Regions from separate parts of the Homo sapiens genome. Here region 2 is linked to region 1. A link is a contact called in ENCODE Hi-C or POLR2A ChIA-PET data. All regions are on one chromosome and are shown on one strand. The core of a region is the stretch at or near the end of the contact, and the rest is flanking DNA. Distances in the headings are between cores, read along the strand shown. Region 1 has its middle 16 kb from the start of LINC01550. Region 2 has its middle 74 kb from the start of LINC02295.

Region 1 (3,156 bases), core at 422-2,921:
ATTTGCATCATTTTAAATAACCTTCTGAAACCCATAGTCAATGGCAGTCAGAATATTACTAAAAACATTATTTACTTAATTAGAAAATGTGCCCTTTGTGAAGAACTACCAGTGTGATTTCCCTTAGCTCTATGTATCAGAAGTAAGTGTTCTTTTACCCATTACCTATGAAACACTGTTCGTTATTTTACTGGCTACTAGGAAGCTCCTGCCTAAATAATGGCTCCCATTGGTGAATTACACAGGAATTTATGGAAACTTTTTCAGAATTGACCTTATGCCTGGCATTATTGTATTTTACTTCTACCCTTATTCACCCAGATGTAAGTTTACCACCTGTATTTTTCATAAACTATTAAAAAATACATGGATTATAAACAAATGAGCTTATCTTAGACATACCCTTTGAGACTGTTTGAAGCTTGTCTGCCCACTGGACTTTATTGTATTCTTGCTTAATGCTTTAGCTCTGCCTTTGAGGAATAAATGAAAACACATGTGGAAGACAAATCACTCCTTGTCCTTCCAAATATGCCATGAACTGCCTGATCAAAGGGAAATGAGAAAAGCCACTTTTCAAATGGGGCCCCAGGGGTCCCTGAACCAAACCAGTCTCTCTGGGGCCAGGAAGGACAGATCCCCAAATCTGCTCCAGTTCCCCAAGGTGCCTGCTGGACCCAGCACCTTTGCCCTCATCATCAATGAGAGGAAGCATCGATGTAATCCTTTATGCTTGGTGGGACTGTGGGAAATAATATCACAGACAAACACTGGACCCCCAGGAGGGGCCTTCTTCAGATGACAGGAAGGCAGACACAATTGCAAATACCTTGTGCCTGTGTCTTCTAAGACAAAACAGTTGGACTCTTTGGACACATGGCTGATCTTCTCTCCACACATAGGGTAAGAACAATTCTATTCCTTACCCCATGGCTACCAAAGTGATGGATTCCTAATGCTGGGCTGACTGTTTCATGCATCTTTATGAGTACCACGTGGGACTTCTCACTGAGTTTACGATGAAATGTGAATCCCTAAACTCGGATTTTGGGGCCTTCAGGAGCAGCTTCCTCATTCTCCATCTCTTGTGTTTCTAATTCCCTAAATTTTACATGCTCTTCCTTAAGTCCATTCCTTTGCAGTTAACTTTAAAAAATGATGATGATAGCAAAAATAACAATAATGATACTAATAATACAGTAAGCCCTAGCTGAGCTATAGTCATCCTTTCCACTCAACTGAACACATCTTTAGAGAGTCTTCTCTTTCATCATCAGATGTGTTAGGCAACCTACTTTGTGACCTCAGCTGATGCCTCTATATATTGTAATACTGTGTTTTATCAACTTGTCTATGATTCCTTGAGGCCAACCAAAGGCGATGTTCAAGCTCTTCTTTCCATCCCTAGCCACTAGCTCAGTATCAGGTGTTTAGGAGATGCAGAATGAATGTTTGCCAAATTAATATGCACATAAGTTAAATAGGACCCCAGTCGGTTATATGGGTTTAGTGAGTCACAAAGAAGAAAGTGGTGTGGGGACGGTTGGAGGGAACAGAACAGGAAGAAATAATACCTCCTTGAATCAACAGTGTCTACATCACCTCAGGTGAAAGGTGAGAGAGAGAGGCAGGCACTTCCTTCTTTAGAAGGATCAGAGGGAGCAGGAGGCTGAGAATGTGACCATTCACCCCACTGAATTAGACCTAGGGATGGTGACATGCCCGGCAGAAACTCCTGTGTGGGGCCAAGTCATCTTGGCCATGCAGGCAAAGACATGGTGAAGCAAGAATCTCTGTGGGAACATTTTGTAAAGAAGAGGCCATCGAGGATGTGGGGTTTTACAAACAACCTTCATCATTATGAGAACCGTTACCACTGTTACTACAGGAAACTGTGCACACAGTAAAAATGAGATGGCAAGCACAGGCTCTGTTGCAGAAGAAGAAATGGAGTACATTTCCTGATAGTAGAGTAAGAAAGAAAAAAAAAATTCTGAGCCACTATGACGCTGCCTAGTAAAACATAGTGAGAGACTCCTGTGTAATTTTAAATGTTCTGTTAGCCACATTTTAAAAAAATGTAAAATTAAACAGGTGAAATGAAGTTTAATGATGTATTTGACTTAACCCAATTCATTCAAAATATTATTTCAATCAGCAAACCACACAAAATTATCAATGAGACATTTTACTTTTTTATGGTATACTGAGTATGAGAACTTGAGTTTGTTTTCCACCCACAGCATATCTCAATTCAGGCTGGCCACAGTTCCAGTGCTCCATAGCATAGTGTGTTGGTCACTCTGTCCTGGAGGGCATAGGACGCTGAGCACTGTCTTTACATGGTCCCTGTATCTAGTGTGTAACTGACTTTGAGGAAATATGGACAAGGGCTTTTAATGACAAGAGGCAGACCTTGAGGTGGGCCACATGTCACAGATGTCACAGCCAAAAGACTTCTACTTTGGTGGTCCCAAGGCCAGCATAAGAGGTGCTGTGAGATCATAGAGGAGCCCCTTCCCTTCTTGATGAATGGTCTGCATCAACACCTACAAAATAATAGTTTGGACCAGATGATGATAGTCTCTTAAAAGTATCTGCATGCATCATCTCCAACCCGCACCACCACTCCAGAGCTAGAAGTCAGACTCAACATTCACACTGGCCCTCATATGTTGGGTATGACATTGAAGGTCACATTCACAACAAGCCACAGAGCCAAGATGGGAGCCTACACCTGTGAGTCAATTCACTGGCTTGTGGCAAATAGTTAAGGGCACTTTGCTTGTTATTCTAGGAAAAGATATTGGAACTCTGAATTGTGCGTATGCATAACAGATTTGATTTGCTCAATTGATATGAATGACTACATCACCAGGTAGATGACCTCTGTTCTGTGGTACCTCCTGCCTTCTCAATTAAAAACTTTGCAGGCTGCCTTTCATCTTACTTAGGTTGAAACAGAAGCACATTTCAAACGTAGTTTATTTCTTCCACCTCTTTCTTATACTCCGGTTGGTTTGGGCTCTTGAGCATTCATAGAGACAGCTCCCTGTCATTTTCTTCACATTTTCCAAAAAGAGGAAATGGGGAAAAATATCAAAACACCAGACAGGTTGTTATTGCAGCATCAGAAATCTCAGTGGGAGCTTTGTT
Region 2 (3,156 bases), core at 375-2,874, 220 kb after region 1:
AAATCATCGAAATATTATTTTAAGGGCTGTTTGATGTCTAGGAAACCTTTTGAGGTCTTTTTAATATGATTTTAGAAGCCTCTTTCCTTAGAAGCCGGAAACTTTGCTTTGCTACTTGTAAATAAACCCAGTGGAGATGAGTGACTTAAGTCTAGAAATGTCATGGCATTTGACAGGGGTTTGAAAACAGTAGAAGTCCTTTTTGCACCCAATAAGAGCTGCATTCAGATTTGCAGAACTTGCCTTCGCAATGTTCCCAGTAGCCCTTCGTCGAGGCATTCAAAGGCTACCATTTGTCCTAAATGTTTCATCACAATCCCCTTGTTTTCCAATGGGAAGGTCAGGCACTGACCTTTAGTGGGTACCCTGGGTACTGCGTTTGATGCCTCAAAGACAGGACCTCCTCTCATTTCTCCTGACAGCTTCCATGCCATGAATATCAGGATTTGCTTTCACCAATGGGGGGTGGGATATCCAAGAGGTTAAGTGACCTGTCTGCTGGTAGTCTTCTGAAAATATGGGATTGAGACTCAGGTTGGTCAGACACCCAGGGCACTCCACCCACATCACCAGGCCAACTCTCCACGTTCAGTAATAGAAAACAATACATAAGTATTGGAATGTTTCTTGCATTTGTTTTGAGCTTTGCACATGTGCAAATATCTTAAACAATCATTGTGGGCATTGCCAGGGAGAAATGTACAGGAAGATCACACAGCAGCGTCCTGCCAAGGTGGTGATGCTTATGTTAAAGCTGTGAGCTAAAATGATCAATTATTTCATTATTTTATTGGATTTTCCTGACACATTGTTAAGAAGGTGAGGCAAGAATTATTAATCTTACTTTAAATATAGAGAAACTGAACTAATAAATCAAGAGCAAAGAAGCCAAGGACTTCTCTTCATATTAGCAGAGGTCAGAAAGGAGCTAGTCCGTCAGCCTGAAGGGTTGCACCTTCGACATGGGCGTCTGGCAGCACATTGTGAAACTGTGCTCTCTAATTTGTTAGCTACTAGCCACATGTGGTTACTTACATTCAAAGTAATTCAAATAAATAAAGTTAAAAATCCCATTCCTCAGTCATACCCACTATACCTCAGGTTCACAATAGCCTCCTGGGGCAGGTGGCTGCCATCTTGGACAGCCCAGAAAGGGAATGTTTCCATCACTGCTGAAGGCCTTGCTGGACAGTGCACATCTGAAGACTCTGCACCCAGACCACCAACTTGGGGCATTTTAAATTAGTCACGTGGTCCGCCCCATCTCTCTTTTCCTTTCCATCCTTCAACAAGCTGCTATCCTCACTACCATCTGGGGTCCCTGTGACCTCCCTGTCTGTCCCCTTCTAATGCCTGGCCCAGGGGCAACCAGTGTTTAAACAGTTGCTGGAAGGCCTGGAAGGGCCTTGGCTCCTGGCAGCTCCAAGACTCTCAGTGGAGCAGTGCAGCTGCCTGCTCTGCCCTGCTGTGTTTCAACTAATCATCCACAGTGTGGAAGAAGGGGGCTCCAGGGGGAGGAGGAAGGAGACTTCTGGAAGGTGAGGCACAGCAGGGTGATGAAGAGCTGCCAGGGAGCCAGACATCTGTGCCCAGACAGAGTTTCACCGATACGATCTTTGTTACTATCCTTGTGAGAGATAAACAACTTGCAGGAGCAGCGTGCAGGGAGGAAGTGCCCTGCTGAGAAAGTGGTGTGCAGAGGCCAGACACTCAGCCCCTGCGGTCAGGCCCAGGGCGAGGAAGGCGGGGGAGGGGAGGAGGCAGCCCGGGCCCCCCGCACAGGTGACAGGAGTCACGGCGCCCACCACAGATGTCACCCAAGAGAGACGTGTGAGCCTTGGCACATGAGGTAGTAGAGGTTCTGTGAGAAAGAGGGGACAAAAAAACGGCAGAAGAAAAGTGGGGCTGAGCAGGTTGAGCTTTGTCCTGCATATCGAGGCTAAGGATTGGGATTTATAACCTGAATCTGCCACTTACCCGGCTACTCTGCAGTTGGGTAACTTCTCTAAGACTCAGTTTTACCATCCAAAAAAATGGGAGGTCTGTTTTCAAGATACATTGTCACAGTGTGCCAAGGTTTCTCCTTGAGCAGAATCAGTAAGTTGTTCTTCCATGAATCAGAGTTCAGATGGAGGATGGATGGATGGATGGATGAATGGATGGATGGATGGATGGATGGATGGATAGAAATTCTATTAAAGCATTTTGTTTTGTACAATGGATAGATGCATGCCTTTCTTTCCCAAAAGACTAGGAGCTATTCCAAGAAAAGGGATGGGTCTAATTCATTTGTAAATCTTCATGTGTAGCGCAATTCCAGATACACCTGCTCAGAAAAAAAAAAAAAATGAAAGGAAGAAAAAAAGGGAGGATAACAGAAAAGGAGGAAGAGGATGCAATGGGAACATATGTTAAACCTCAAATTCATTTATATATGAGGCACTGTCACTAAGATTTTTTCTGTGTGGATTAACTTTGGAGTATGGTGATACCTTCAGATCTGAGTTTGGGTTTAGAGTAAGATTGCAAATAAAAATATAGGATGCCCAGTTAAATTAGAATTTTAGAAGACCAACAAATATTTTTTTCTCAGTATGCATACACAATATTTAGGTCACATTTGTACTCAAAAATATCTTGCTCATTTGAAATTCAAATGTAACTGGATGACTTGTGTTTTATATGGTAACCATAGTTTTTGGAGGAAGAAAAAAAAAATAACAGGCCTTTGGACTTGTCATTAACCTACACGTGTTTGAGCACATTTCACCAACGAGCTCCTCAGTGAGATTTGGGGTAAAAGCCTAGTTAACAATAAGGGCACACTCTGCTTCCTGTTTTCTATGTTCCTTGTACAGATATCTTCCCCCAGGACAACACAATCACTTAGTCGAATACATATAATAGAAGCCTAAGTATAGCCAGTGATTTCTAACACTGGTGACTTGGAACTTTTGGAGGGATTTGGAAGTTTCAATGTGAATGGGAATGTCAGAGTGAAATGAAATATTCTAAGTGAATGAGAATGTTTAGCGTGAATTAGAATGGGCAGAATAAATTGAACACCAAACATTCAGCAAATGATCCAAGTCTCAGCCAACCCTGGTTTAATCTTCATTTGTGCTCCCACCTAAGGGCAAAAGTGACCCAACAGAA

What was found. Hi-C counts contacts between places; a loop is a spot of excess contacts on that map. ChIA-PET counts read pairs that join two places held with the same protein, here RNA polymerase II (POLR2A). Pooled maps may share reads with other maps.
Region 2: a loop to region 1 is called in a pooled map, with 2.6 times the contacts of the local background. The contact joins two enhancer-like sites. A Hi-C loop is called at or near these places in 1 of 168 maps with a recorded cell type or tissue (CD4-positive, alpha-beta T cell) and 5 of 50 pooled maps. POLR2A ChIA-PET finds 5 or more read pairs at or near these places in 2 of 52 experiments (GM12878 and naive thymus-derived CD4-positive, alpha-beta T cell).

Annotation. Positions count from the first base shown.
Region 1 is chr14:97,992,545-97,995,700 of GRCh38, forward strand. No RefSeq gene overlaps it. Among named protein-coding and RNA genes, the nearest start is that of LINC01550, 16 kb to the left of the region's middle. Within about 2 kb of position 1,672, at least 3 of the 41 ENCODE cell types and tissues checked have a DNase peak (open chromatin) inside an H3K27ac peak, as active enhancers do; they include CD4-positive, alpha-beta T cell, where a contact is called at or near this core.
Region 2 is chr14:98,208,792-98,211,947 of GRCh38, forward strand. No RefSeq gene overlaps it. Among named protein-coding and RNA genes, the nearest start is that of LINC02295, 74 kb to the left of the region's middle. Within about 2 kb of position 1,625, at least 3 of the 41 ENCODE cell types and tissues checked have a DNase peak (open chromatin) inside an H3K27ac peak, as active enhancers do; they include CD4-positive, alpha-beta T cell, where a contact is called at or near this core.